3 separate regions of the Homo sapiens genome follow, and all the other regions are linked to region 3. Evidence: read pairs that join two places in POLR2A ChIA-PET (ENCODE). Cell type or tissue: PC-3. All regions are shown on one strand.

The links. Peaks named below come from ENCODE experiments on the same cell type or tissue, not always from the same donor. Only the 100,000 strongest peaks of a DNase experiment are listed, where the experiment ranks them.
Region 1: POLR2A ChIA-PET joins it to region 3 with 5 read pairs; 3 of 35 experiments call an interaction of 5 or more read pairs at or near these places.
Region 2: POLR2A ChIA-PET joins it to region 3 with 5 read pairs; 3 of 35 experiments call an interaction of 5 or more read pairs at or near these places.

What each region holds. Positions count from the first base shown.
Region 1 is chr14:31,232,455-31,237,454 of GRCh38, forward strand. No RefSeq gene overlaps it. Among named protein-coding and RNA genes, the nearest start is that of HECTD1, 27 kb to the left of the region's middle. In PC-3, no CTCF peak of the experiment used is centred here; no DNase peak of the experiment used is centred here.
Region 2 is chr14:31,012,827-31,017,826 of GRCh38, forward strand. All of the region lies in intron 1 of STRN3 (striatin 3), which reads right to left. MIR624 (microRNA 624) reads right to left here and starts at 1,916; the gene lies at 1,820-1,916. In PC-3, no CTCF peak of the experiment used is centred here; no DNase peak of the experiment used is centred here.
Region 3 is chr14:31,359,189-31,364,188 of GRCh38, forward strand. The region is part of intron 14 of HEATR5A (HEAT repeat containing 5A); the gene reads right to left. Among named protein-coding and RNA genes, the nearest start is that of HEATR5A, 59 kb to the right of the region's middle. In PC-3, no CTCF peak of the experiment used is centred here; DNase peaks (open chromatin) are centred at 1,963, 2,233 and 3,763; H3K27ac peaks cover 1,129 bases.

The sequences.
Region 1 (5,000 bases), 130 kb before region 3:
TTTTAATCACTCGTTCATTTAAAAATGGGCAATTGGCCGGGTGTGGTGGATCATGCCTATAATCCCAGCACTTTGGGAGGCCAAGGCGGGTGGATCACCTGAGGTCAGGAGTTCGAGACCAGCCTGACTAATATGATGAAACCCCATCTCTACTAAAAATACAAAAATTAGCCGGGCCTGGTGGCATGCATCTGTAATACCAGCTACTCTGGAGGCAGAGACAAGAGAATCGCTTGAACTGGGTAGGCGGAGGTTGCAGTGAGCTGAGATTGTGCCACTGCACTCCAGCCTGGGCGACAGAATGAGATTCTGTCTCAAAAAAAAAAAAAAAAAAATATATATATATATATATATATATATAATAAAAATAAAAATGGGCAATTCTCTTTACTGAGCATATTGATGTCTGTCTCTGGAACAAATGTCAACATAATCATTTTCATCTTTACCTAACCCCAAAGAATCAGATTGACCAGATTTATTTGTTTAGTTTTGAAAATGGAGAAACTAAAACAGTTTAAAAATAATTGGCCAATAATAGAACCAATAAGGATGGTCGGCTTCCAAGTACTAGTAAAACCACCTCACTAGGGTGTCTGACCAGATTGACCAGATTTATTTGTTTAGTTTTGAAAATGGAGAAACTAAAACAGTTTAAAAATAATTGGCCAATAAGAGAACCAATAAGGATGGTCGGCTTCCAAGTACTAGTAAAACCACCTCACTAGGGTTTCTGACCACCTGCATCAGAATCAGTTCTGATGTTTCCAAAACTCAGAGATTCCTGGACCCCACTTGAGATCTACTGAATCAGATCCTCTGGATGTGAGGTCCAGGAATCTGCAGTTTAATAAGAAGCCCAGATAACTCCTCAGTATCCTAAACTTGGGAAGCATTATGGTAAAGCAGGAACAGCAACCTAAGAGAAATGATACAGCAAATATTCCTGTATTCTTTAGTGTGTTTATATTTAGGTAGCTTTGAAGTGTGGGGCAGACATCCACTTACTGATCCTGTGTATGGGACCCACTGTGATGTGTATTGCTGGAAGACAATAGAAAGACCAAGTTCTTTACTTCACTACTACTTTAAAATGGTAATACTTGAGGAAGAAGTCACACTTAAAGTGGGGTCTAGGGACCACCTCAATTATCTGTATTAAACTAGCAGTAAATTTTCACTGATTATTGACTAAAAGCAAAAATTAGATATGTAACGGGTGCAGGTGAAGGCAAAATGCCTTCAGCACACTGGGGTTCGGTTATGGTTTGTGCCAAGTGTAGACTGTTTTCTTCTCAGTTTTGAGTAGTGCCCTTGTCTGTGACCTTCATACTCAAAATTGTTTTGCGTGCAACTATTGGCCTGCATAGCACAGACTTTACAATAATTATCTTTGAAGCAGCAATCTCACCAAGCCTAGAGCTGTTCATAAAGAATAAAAGTAGGGGGAAATGATTGGTTGAAAAGAAAAGCTGAAAGATGAGGATTGGAGAAACAATAAAAAGGTAGAAATAGAAAGCCAAGTGGAGTCACGAAAGATATAGCCCAAGTAGTCTGGGAGATACTGCCCTTATTCAAATTCACCCTCGATTAATATCACTTGGGAGATTGCTAAGCAAAACCACCCTTCTGAAAAATGAACCTGAGACCCTGATTGATGCTAGCCTGCTGTCTGGAAGAGTGAAGGAATTCCCTCTAGGTGAAATCAATTGCTCAATGAAAACAATCGTTACTAAAATAGTATTGCTGGCAGGGCACAGTGGCTCACTCCTGAAATTCCAACCCTTTGGGAGGCCGAGATGGGTGGATCACCTGACATCGTCAGGAGTTCGAGACCAGCCTGACCAACATGGTGAAACCCCATCTGTACTAAAAATACAAACAATTAGCTGGACATAATGGCAGGCCCCTGTAATCCCAGCTACTTGGGAGGCTGAGGCAGAGGAATCGCTTGAACCCGGGAGGCAGAGGTTGCAGTGAGCCGAGATAGCACCACTACACTCCAGCCTGAGTGATAGGGCAAGACTCCCTCTCAAAAAACAAACAAAAAAAAAGTATTGCTGAAGCTACATGATATTTGACAGAGTTTTTCTGGCTTCTTTCATCTCCTTTTTCTACCCAGCTATCAGAAATGTGCAATGTTTAAGAACCAAGCAGTGATAATTAGAAATATTATACATTTCAATAATTAATGTTTATATTCTCTCACAATTTGAACATGATATTTAACCCAGAGAAAACGAAGTGAAGATGAGCTAATTGGCAAAATGTCAAAATAGTTGCAAATACAATTGAACTAGGATTGCAAATACAATTGAATGTTCAATCGTTCAATGTAGCAATAAGAATAATAGTGAGGGCCAGGCATGGTGGCTCATGCCTGTAATCCCAACACTTTGGGAGGCTGAGGTGGGCGAATCACCTGAGGTTGGGAGTTCGAGACCAGCCTGACCAACATGGAGAAACACTGTCTCTACTAAAAATACAAAATTAGCCGGGTGTGGTGGTGCATGCCTGTAATCCCAGCTCCTCAGGAGGCTGAGGCAGGAGAATCGCTTGAACCCGGGAGGCAGAGGTTATGGCGAGCCGAGATCGCGCCACTGCACTCCAGCCTGGGTAACAAGAGTGAAATTCCGTCTCAAAAAAAAAAAAAAAGAATAATAGTAACAATATGAATAAGGAGAAAGAACCGTATAATAAACAATCTGTATCTTGGCATTTTATGGAGGCTGTGAAAATAACATTTTAAATCAAAATTGCATAGTCAAGATATATTTTTAGGCCGGGTACAGTGGCTCACATCTGTAATCCCAGCACTTTGGGAGGCTAAAGCGGAAGGATCCCTAGAGGCCAGGAGTTCAAGACCAGGACCAGCCCAGGCAACATGGGGAAACCCTGTCTTTACAAAAAAAAAAGAGAAAAAGTTAGCCAGGTTTGGTGGCACGCTTCTGTGGTCCCAGCTACTTGGGAGCCTGAGACAGGAGGATTGTTTGAGCCTGGGGGTCACAGCTGCTAGTGAGCCATAATGATGCCACTGCACTCCAGCCTAAGCGACAGAACAGGACAGATCCTGTCTCAAAAAAAAAAAAAAAGAAAAGAAAAAGAAAGAAAAAAGATAATTACGTCAGCATTGGATTACTACAATGAAATGGAAACTTTTGCATATTATTTATGGGAATGCACTCTTTGGTGAGCAATTTGTAACAAAATACTGACTAATATACATATCTTTGATTTAATCATCTCTCCACTGACATTTATTCTAATGAAAAATTGGGGACATGAACAAAGGTATACAGGAGTGCTCATGACAGCTTTTCATACAATACTGAAAAATTTAAATAACCAAAATTAAGACGATGATTAAATATAGTATGTATATTCATAGGCTAGTATACTGAATAACTGTCAAAAATCATGTTTTGCTTACAAAATGTTAAAAGTGGGAACACATCTCGGTGCATTGGCTCACGCCTGCAATCCCAGCACTTTGGGAGGCCAAGGTGGGAGGATTTCTTGAGGCCAGGAGTTTGAGACCAGCCTAGGCAACACTACAAAACCCCATCTCTACAAAAAATACAAAAATTAGCCGGGCATAGTGGCTCATGCCTGTAATTCCAGCTACCTGGAAGGCTGAGGTGGAAGGCTTTCTTGAACCCAGGGAGGCAGAGATTGCAGCATGCCACTGCACTCCAGCCTGGCGACAGAGGGAGACCCTGTCTCAAATAACAATAATAAATATAAATAAAAGTAGGAAAAGCACATTAAAATAGTAAGTAAATCTCAATTTTGAAAAGTATTTAGATATCCATAGAAAAAAATTTGGAAGACTATACACTAAAATGTTAACGTTTTCTTGAGGTGGTAAAATTATAGGTTATTTTTATTTTATGTTTTTCTAAATTTCCTACAACAAACACATATAACTTTTTTGTTTTTTTTCTTTTTTCTGAAACAGAGTCTCACCCTGTCGCCCAGGCTGGAGTGCAATGGCGCCATCTCGGCTCACTGCAACCCCCACCTCCCGGGTTCAAGCTGTTCTCCTGCCTCAGGCTCTTGAGTAGCTGGGATTACAGGCACCCACCACCACGATCTGCTAAGTTTTGTATCTTTAGTAGAGACAGGGTTTCACCATGTTGGCCAGGCTGGTCTCAAACGCCTGACCTCATGATCCACCCACCGTGGTCTCCCAAAGTGCTGGGATTACAGGCATGAGCCACCGCACCCGGCCAACACATATAACTTTTTAAATCATAAGCAAAACATTTTAAGTTAGGCCAGGCGAGGCGGCTCACACCTGTAATCCCAGCACTTTGGGAGGCTGAGGCGGGTGGATCACCTGAGGTCAGGAGTTCGAGACCAGCCTGGCCAGCATGGTGAAACCCTGTCTCTACTAAAAATACAAAAATTAGCTGGGAGTGATGGTGCACACCTGTAGTCCCAGCTACTCAGGAGGCTGAAGCAGGAGAATTGCTTGAACCCAGGAGGCTGAGGTTGCAGTGAGCCGAGCTCGCTCCATTGCATTCCAGCCTGGGGGACAAGAGTGAGACTTCGCCAGAAAGAAAGAGAGAGAGAGAGAGGAAAGAAAAAGGAAGGAAGGAAGGAATCAAAAGAAAGAAAGGAAAAGAAAGAAAGAAAAAGAAAAAGAAAGAAAGAAAGAAACTGGCTACTCCATAGGCAGAGCAGCCACAAGGGCTGCTGGTTGCCCATTTTTATGGTTATTTCTTGATGATATGATAAACAAGGGGTGGATTATTCATGCCTTCCCTTTTTAGACCTCCATACAGGGTAACTTCCTGATGTTGCCATGGCATTTGTAAACTGTCATGGAGCTGGTGGGAGTGTATCAGTGAGGATGACCAGAGATCACTCTTGTGGCCACCTGGATTATGGTGAGTTTTAGCTGGCTTCTTTACTGCAATCTGTTTCATCAGCAAGGTCTTTATGACCTGTATCTTGTGCCGACATCCTATCTCATCCAGTGACTTAGAATGCCTTAA
Region 2 (5,000 bases), 350 kb before region 3:
GAGGTTGCAGTGAGCTGAGATTGTGCCACTGCACTCTACCCTGGGCAATAAGAGCAAAACTCCGTCTCAAAAAAAAAAAAAAAAGTAAGGATGCTCTCTATTAGCAGGTTTGGAATGATCTCTCAACATGTGAAATGAAAAAGTAAAGTAGGGAGGGCATAGTGGTTCATGCCTATAATCCCAGCACTTTGAGAGGCTGAGGTGGGCAGAATGCTTGAGCTCAGGAGTTCAAGACCAGCCTGGATAACACAGGGAGACCCCCATCTCTACAAAACAGTTAACAACAACAAAATTAGTCAGGTGTGGAGGCATGTTCCTGTAGTCCCAAACTTTGGAGGCTGAGGTGGGAGGATAACACAGGGAGACCCCCATCTCTACAAAACAATAACAACAACAAAATTAGTCAGGTGTGGAAGCAGGTTCCTGTAGTTCCAAACTTGCGAGGCTGAGGTGGGAGGATCAATTGAGCCCAGGAGATAGAGGTCGCAGCCAGCCAAGATCGCATCACCACACTCCAGCCTGGGCAAAAGAGTGAGACCCCCATCTCAAAAAAAAAACAAAAAAATTATAGTGAAAAATAGGTTATATAGTTTGCCACATTGTACCAGAAAAGGATGAAAACATTTGCTTTCATCTACCTACATAAAAAACACTAGAGAGGGACACACACAGACTAAAAAAAAAGTAGTCGATTACTAACTTGGCAGTGGGGGGTGGTAGACAGGATCATGGTGAGTATAAGACTTAATTTTGAACCACATATTACTTATTCAAAATATAATTTTTTTTAAAGAGACAGAGTCTTTTACCAGGCTGAAGAGCAGTGGTGTGATGATAGCTCATTACAACTTCAAACTCCTGGGCTCAAGCAATCCTCTCCCCTGAGCCTCCAAAGCTAGGAATACAGGTGCATGTCACTATGTCTGGCTAAATTTTTTCTTTTCTGTAGAAACGGGGGGGGTCTCACTATGTTGCCCAGGCTGGTCTCGAACTCCTGGCCTCAACCAATCTTCCTGCCTTGGCTTCTCAAAGCAATTTTATTATTATTATTATTATTATTATTATTATTATTATTATTATTATTATTATTATTTGAGACAGAGTGTCAGTCTATTGACCAGACTAGAGTGCAGTGGTGAGATCATGGCTCACAGCAGCCTTGACCCCTTGGGCTCAAGCGATCCTCCCGTCCCGGTTTCCCGAGTAGCTAGGACTACAGGTACAACACCATTGTGTCCAGCTAATTTTTTAAATTTCTTGTAGAGACAGGGTATCACTTTGTTGCCCAGATTGGTCTTGAATTTCTGACTTCAAGTTATCCTCCTGCCTTGGTCTCCCAAAGTGCTGGGATTATAGGAAGGAGCCTGTAAGTGTCCTGAAAGTGCAAAAATTGTTGTTGTTGTTGCTGTTCTGAGACAGAGTCTTGCTCTGTTGCCCAAGCTGGAGTGCAGTGACGTGATCTCGGCCCACTGCAACCTCCGCCTCCCGGGTTCAAGTGATTCTCCTGCCTCAGCCTCCCGAGTAGCTGGAACTACAGGCGCGTTGACACCACACCCTGCTAATTTTTGTATTTTTAGTAAAGACGGGGTTTCACCATGTGGGTCAGGCTGTTCTCGAACTCCTAATCTTGTGATCCACCTGCCTCAGCCTCCAAAAGTGCTGGGATTACAGGCGTGAGCCACTGCGCCCGGCCAAAGTGCAAAATTTTTAATAGGAATTTTTACGTCTGTTTATAAAGTCTATCTAAAAGTAGTCCAAAATTTTACTTTACATTTATAATTGCTTTAATTCTAGTCTTTTAAATCTTGTTCACTGAAACCACTTAGGTGTAATGCTATCTCAAGGTAATACCAATACCTTGTGTTTACCTTGGTTCCACTGAACACAAGGTACTGGTACTACCTTGAAACAGCATTATATATTGGTCAAAAGCACATCCTTTTTTAACCTTTTTTTCTTTTTCATTACAAGAACACAAAACCACTTTAAAAAAAAAAAAAAAAACAGGGTCTCACTCTGTTGCCCAGGCTGCAGTCTGTCACCCAGGCTAAAGTACAATGGTGCAATCTTTGCTCACTACAACCTACACCTCCCAGGTTCAAGCGATTCTCCTGCCTCAGCCTCCCAAGTAGGTGGGATTACAGGCATGCGCCACCATGCCCGGCTAATTTTTGTATTTTTTTCTAGAGACAGGATTTCACCATGTTGGCCAGACTGGTCTCAAACTCCTGACCTCAAGTGATCCGCCCGCCTTGGCCTCCCAAAGTGCTGGGACTACAAGCGTGAGCGCCACCGCGTCCAGCCTCACACCCACTTTTATTTATTTACTTTTCATTAGTTTCCTTGAAGGGTATTCTGTGTCCAGTAGCCTTACCAGGAAGGCTGCTTCAGAATTTGACACAAACCATGCCACTGGTTTCCACAGGTATGAGTTGCGTTTCCCCAATTACTATAGTTTTGTTCCGTTTGCCTATGTTATTCTTTGCTTTATACACATAAGCACAACTCTTAAATAGAATTCAGTTTCATCTTGGGCTTAAACACTTTCAATTTTTTTTTTTTTTTGAGACGGAGTTTCATTCATCACCTAGGCTGGAGTACAATGGCACGATCTAGGCTCACTGCAACCTCTGCCTCCCAGGTACAAGCAATTCTCCTGTCTCAGCCTCCTGAGTAGCTGAACTACAGGCATGCACCATCACACCGAGCTAATTTTTTGTATTTTTAGTAGAGACAGGGTTTCACCATGCTGGCCAGGCTGGTCTCGAACTCCTGACCTCAGGTGATCCACCCGCCTTGGCCTCCCAAAGTGCTGGGATTACAGGCATGAGCCACCGTGCCCCCAGCCAACACCTTCAATTTTAAGAAGAGCTGTATGCTCCTTTTGGCTCTGCAGACCTTACTTATAGCCAGGCCTTGGAAAGCAGCTGCCAAGACATTTACTTTTAGAAGTTCAGTTCTGTTCCCAGCAGGCCTCTACAGAACCTTGTGAGACAGGGACTCACTCTGTCACCCAGGCCGGAGTGCAGTGGGGTGATCATGGATCACCGTAGCCACAACCTCTGGGGCTCAAGCAATCCTCCATCTCACTCCTCCACCAGGTAGCTGGGACTTCAGGCACATGCTACCATGCCTGGCTTCAATACTGTTTTTCATTAGGGGAATGTAAATTAAAAACAGTGAGATACCACTGCATAACTACCAAAATGGTTAAAATCCAAATCACTACAACTCCAAAAGCTGAAAGGGGAGCAATAATAATTCTCACTCATTACTGGTGGGAATGCAAAATGGTACAGCCACTTTGGAAGATCATGTGGCAGTTTCTTACATAATTAAATATAATCTTACCATATGATCCAACAATCACACTCCCTGGTATTTACTCAAATTACATGAAAACTTATACGTCCACACAAAAACCTGCACATGGATGTTTACAGCCTTTACTCATAATTGTCAAAACTTGAAAGTAACCAAGATACCCTCCAAAAGGTGAACAAACTGTAGCACATCCATAAATGGAATATTGTTCAGCACTAAAAAGAAATAATCAACCCATAGAAAAGACAAGGAGAAGCCTTAAATACACTGCTACTAAGTGAAAAGGCTACATATTATACGATTCAAACTAAGGCAACCCTCTGTATCCAAGGGTTCCCCATTCACAGATTCAAACAATGGCAAGGCAAAAATATTCCAGAAAAATAATAAAAATATATATATATATATTTTGAGACAGAGTCTCGCTCTGTCGCCCAGGCTAGAGTGCAGTGGCGCGATCTCGACTCACTACAACCTCCGCCTCCCGGGTTAAAGCGATTCTCCTGCCCTCAGCTTCCCAAGTAGCTGGGATTACAGGCACGTGCCAGCACACCTGGCTAACTTTTATATTTTTAGTAGAAACGGCGTTTCACCATATTGGCCAGGCTGGTCTCAAACTCCTGACCTTGTGATCCACCCGCTTTGGCCTCCCAAAGTGCTGGGATTACAGTCATGAGCCACTGCGCCCAGCCAAAAAATAATTTTTAAAAATTATAGCAACTAGCCAGGTGCAGTAGCTGACACCTGTAATCCTAGCACTTTGGGAGGCCAAGGATGGCAGATAGCTTGAGCCCAGAAGCTCAAAACCAGCCTCAGCAACTTAGCAAAACTCTGTCTCTAGAAAAAATACAAAAATTAGCCAGGTGTGGTGGCGGGTGCCTGTAGTCCTAGCTACTCAGGAGGCTGAGGTGGGAGGATCACCTGAACCCAGAGATCAAGGCTGCAGTGAGCAGTGATTGTTTTACTGCACTCCAGCCTGGGTGACAGACTGAGACCCTGTCTCAAATAAAAAGTTTTAAAAAGTGTAACAACTATTTACATAGCATTTAGATTATATAAGTAATCTAGGCCGGGCGCAGTGGCTCACGCCTGTAATCCCAGCACTTTGGGAGGCCAAGGCAGGCAAATCACAAGGTCAGGAGATCGAGACCATCCTGGCTAACAAGGTGAAACCCCGTCTCTACTAAAAATACAAAAAATTAGCCGGGCGTGGTGGCGGGTGCCTGTAGTCCCACCTACTAGGGAGGCTGAGGCAGGAGAATGGCGTGAACCCAGGAGGCAGAGCTTGCAGTGAGCCGAGATCGCGCCACTGCACTCCACCCTGGGCGACGCAGCGAGACTCCGTCTCAAAAAAAAAAAAAAAGTAATCTAGAGATTTAAAATATACAGGAAGATGTGCATAAGTTACAAACTCATTGTATTGAGGGACTTGAGCATCTGAGGATTTTGTATCCTGGAGGAGAACCCCTGGAACAAATTTCCCCCAAGGATACCATGGGAAGGTATATGAATGTATTCTGGAAAAGGCAAAACTTTGGGGTAGGAGACTACTTGTACTTTCTGCTAAATTTTGCTGTGAACCTAAATTGTCTTATGAGGGGCAGTGAGTGTATACACACAAAAGCGAGCATACACAGTTATTTAGGCTGCGCACGGTGGCTCACACCTGAAATCCC
Region 3 (5,000 bases):
CTCATCCTTGAAAACTGCCCTAGAAATGACTGGCTCAACTACGTGTTGCTAGTAACAAGGTTAAGAATGGATACTAAAAGAACATCTCAAAGTGTAAGAGTGTGTGTGTGTGTGTGTGTGTGTGTGTGTGTGTGTGTACATACCTTAAGGTATAACATGACATAAAATATAAAAATAGATGTAAAAAAAGATTTACAAAAGCAGATATGTTTTTTAAAAAAGCACAGTCTGAAAAAATGTATAAGAATTAGCCTGAGGCCGGGTGTGGTGGCTCACACCTGTAATCCCAGCACTTTGGGAGGCGAAGGTGGGTGGATCACTTGAGGTCAGGAGTTCAAGACCAGCTTGGCCAACATGGTGAAACCCCATCTTTAGTAAAAACACAAAAATTAGCCGGGCGTGGTGGCAGGTGCCTGTAACCCCAGCTACTCAGAGACTGAGGCAGGAAAATCGCTTGAATCTGGGAGGCAGAGGTTGCAATGAGCCAAGATCAGCCACTGCACTCCAGCCTGGGCAACAGAATGAGTCTCCATCTCAAGACAAAAAAAAAAAAAAAAAAAAAAAAGAATTATCCTGAGAAAACTTAGACATGTTATTATGGAAAATTTCAAACATAAATAAATAATAGTACTATGATGATGCCTGCCCCTATCCCTTCCAGCATATGCTCATTATTCATCTTTACCAGCTGCAACAGTATTATTTCACCTACATCCCCATTCCTGATCCCACATTTCTCCACATTATTTTTAAGAAAACCCTAGGCAGCACATCATTTCATCCATAAATATTTCACCGTGTATCATTAAAGTGAAATACATTTTATTTTGAACATAATCCTGCTATCATAATCTCATGTTGTAAAAAAAAAAAAAGCCACTGAACATCAGGTACCCATTCAGTATTCAAATTTCCAACTATCTCATAAACACCTGTTTTTGTTTGCTTCCGTGTTTGAATCTAGATCTAAGTAAGGTGTACACATTGCAGCTAGTTTATCTTGTCTCTTTCAATTTAGTATTCTCCCTATACCTTTCCCCTCACTGGTAATTTATTTGAAGAAACAAGGTTATTTGTTTTGTACAATTTTCTACAGTCTGGGTTTTTATGATTATAGGCCCCTGGTATAGCTTAATTTGTTCTTCTATCTGTACTTTTTAAAAAAAATAAATTGGTAGTTGTATCTAGACGGGGCTCATTTTTGCTTTTGGTGATGGGCAGGGTGGGGTGCAGGTTAGTTCATAAGTGGTATTGTGTTCTCCAATAACACAGGAGACAACATATGGTTGCCTCTCTAACATATACACTTTGAAAAGCTGATCCATTTATCACATTAACTGCAATGATCACCTCAAAGATGTTTTATCCTAATTTCTGTTAGGTTATCAAAAAATCTTATCCACAGAGAGCTTAAATGGCTTTTGCCAGTTTGTAACTTAAATACTGCAGGAATGAGTAAAAATTCCCTTAGAAAAATGTTTATACTCTTCGAAGTGTTTCTTTGAGCAATTGCACCAGGATGAAATGAGGACTGAGGTGATATCCACTGATCAGAAGTGGTAGGATGAGTTAGGAAGGGTTTACTTGCCATCACTTTCTGTATCATTAGCAGCAGTAACAGTAGTAACAACAAATATTTATTGAAGCTTACTTTTTTTTTTTTAAGAGATGAGGTCTCACAATATTGTCCAGGCTAATCTCTAAATCCAAGCCTCAAGTGATCCTCCTGTCTCAGCCTCCTGAATAGCTGAGATTACACACGGTGCTTGGCTTACTGAATACTTAATACGTGTTGGGAAATGTCCTAAAAACTTTACATATAACCTTCATAGTAACCTAATAAGGTCAGGTTAGTATGTTGTTTTACAGGTAAGGAAACAGGAACAGGGAATTTATTACTTGCCAGAGATCATATGATGATCACATAGCTGTCAGACTGAAACCCAGTTAATCAGGCTCCAGAATTTGAGCTTTTAACCACCGTGCTGAATCACTCATTCATCCAAATTGTGTTTAATATGCTACAGAGAAAAATTTTATTATATTTAATCTTCCTTTCAAGAAGGTATACACTATGGGATACCAATATATACATATAATAGGAAGGTAGGAACTATTATGTTTCATAAAAGATAAAAACAAAAGCACTATTAAATTTAGGGAAGGAGAGATTACATACAGGAATTAGGAAGAATGGACAGGGATCAGTGAAGTCATAATGACTGAGCAAATGACAGTTGCTCAAAGGAATGTCTAAGTTTAATTACCAGCATATGACACTCAGCAAAATAATTCTGTTGGTAGTACAATATAAAAGGTATGCTTGTTCCTATGGCTATGTGTGAAAATAGTAGAAAATCTCTGCTTCTCAGTTGAAAGTGATTACTTTCCCAACTGTCCCTGGAAAAAGTACCTAAAAATAATTAAGATAATTTTGAAATGCAAATAGGCTTTTGTATAAAAATGCATCACTAACTTGCTGGTGAGTTATTTTCAATGTAGAGAATATTAAGATATTTGAAAATAAATCCATACCAAAACTAAGACAGGAAATAAAAACTAAGAACTCAATTTTTACTCCAATCCTTCGGAAAACTAAGTCACTCTAAGACTCTAAATCTACATCTGCTGGATAGTCATGAAGAAAAGTTATTTCAATTCTTAAGTACATTCCACATGGCAAAAGCAATTTCTTACTATGTCCTAGAAACTGACTCTTTGACAACACATTGGAGGAACCAATAAAATCAGAAATTTATTTATTTATTTATTTATTTATTTATTTATTTATTTAGAGATGGAATCTCACTCTGCCACCCAGGCTGCAGTGCAGTGGCACGATCTCGGCTCACTGCAACCTTTGCCTCCCAGGTTCAAACGATTCTCCTGCCTCAGCCTCCTAAGTAGCTGGGACTACAGGCATGTGCCACCATGCCCAGCTAATTATTTTGTGTATTTTTAGTAGAGATGGGATTTCACCATGTTGGCCAGGCTGGTCTCGAATTCCTGACCTCAAATGATCCATTTGTCTTAGCCTCCCAATGTGCTGGGATTATAGATGTGAGCCAATGTACCTGGCCTAGAGTTTGTTTCTTCCAGAAGTTCATAGTAAGTCCTGACTTTGTCTCCTAATGAACACTGTGGAACTGATTTGAAATATATCCTTTAGGACTCCTGATTGCATTTCCAAACTCCAATTCTGAGAAAATCCAAGTTAAAAAAAAAAAAGTAGAAGACTTCAAGACTTTTTCCTCTAATTCAAGTTTTTTTAAGGGTAAGACTTACATTATCAGGCCAGGCCCAGTGGCTCATGACTGTAATCCCAACACTTTGAGAGGCTGAGGTGGGAGGATCACTGAAGCCCAGAAATTTGAGAACAACCTGGGCAGCACAGCAAGACCTCATCTCTACAAATGACAAAAAAAAAAAAAAAAAAAAAAAAACTAGCTGGGAGTGGTGGTGTACACCTGCAGTCCCAGCTACTTGGGAGGCTGAGGTGGGATGACTTGAGCCTGGGAGGTCGAGGCTGCAGTGAGCCATGATCACACAACTGCACTCCAGCCTGGTTGACAGAGTGAGGCCCCATCTCAAAAAAAAAAACAAAAAAAAGACTTCCATTATTTATCAGAAGATACACTGTAGATTTTAAGTCGAGATTCTTGTATTCCTAAATGTTTATTGAAGAGTTGAGCAGCAGTCCTTTTAGCTGGGCACAGTGGCTTATGCCTGCAATCCTAGAACTTTAGGAGGCCAAGGAGGGTGAATCACCTGAGGTCAGGAGTTCACACCTGTAATCCCAGCGCTTTGGGAGGCTGAGGAGGATGGATCATATGAGGTAAGGAGTTTGAGACCAGCCTGGCCAACATGGTGAAACCCCATCTCTATTAAAAATACAAAAAAATTAGCCAGGCATGGTAGCGCATGCCTGTAGTTCCAGCTACTCCGGAGGCTGAGGCAGGAGAATCGTTTGAACACAGGAGGCAGAGGTTTCAGTGAGCCGAGATCATGCCACTGCACTCCAGCCTGGGGGACAGAGCAAGACTCTGTCTCCAAAAAAAAAAAAAAAGTTTATTTTAGTCTGAAAATAAATTTCAAGATACTATTGTAAAAATCTGAAGGAAATTGCTTTTGTCACAACGCAACAGTTATCTGAGCTGTGGAATACAGAAATTATCTCTCAGCTTTTTACTAGATATCTAGCAAGTAACTTTTAAATTGATAGATGGCAAAGAATAAGACATATCACTAAGCTATGATTGTTAAGTCTCTAAATAGGTTACTTAGAAAAGGCAGCAGCACAGCATGAGGCAAACTTATGTTTCAATCCTGATTCCACTCTTTATCTGGTATGTGTTCTTGAGTTGGTTTTGTAACCTAAACCTTTATCTGTCAAATAAGAAAAATGTAACTAGCTCACTGTATCATCCCAGGATAAATGAGATATAATAGATACAATTTCTAACACAGTGCCTGGCCTTAAGAAGGAGGTTTTTTAAAAAAAAGTATTTTAGGCTGGGCTCAATAGCCCACACCTATAATCCCAGCACTTTGGGAGGCCAAGGCAGGAGAATTGCTTGAGCCCAGGAATTCGAGACCAGCTTGGGCAACATGGCGAAACCCTGTCTCTAACGAAAATACAAAAAACTAGCTGAGCGTGGTGGTGTGCCTGTAGTTCCAGCTACCCAGGAGGCTGAGGTTGGAGGGTCATTTGAGCCCAAGGCTGAAGTGAGCCATGATTGCATAACACTGCATACCAGCCTGGGTAAGAGAGTGAGACCCTGTCTCAAAAAAAATTAAAACAAAAACAAAACCCCGAATGTTTTTTTTACTATAAGATGGTGAACACATGGATTAGGACTGAACTCCCTAAACCTCCTAGAAACAAGGCACTAAATAACTGCCATTATAATTCATTTAAATATTTAATGAGTGACAATAACTATTGTTCCAGAAACCATACTAGCCACAAACAAAAAAACATTTTGGTCTAAGGCACATAC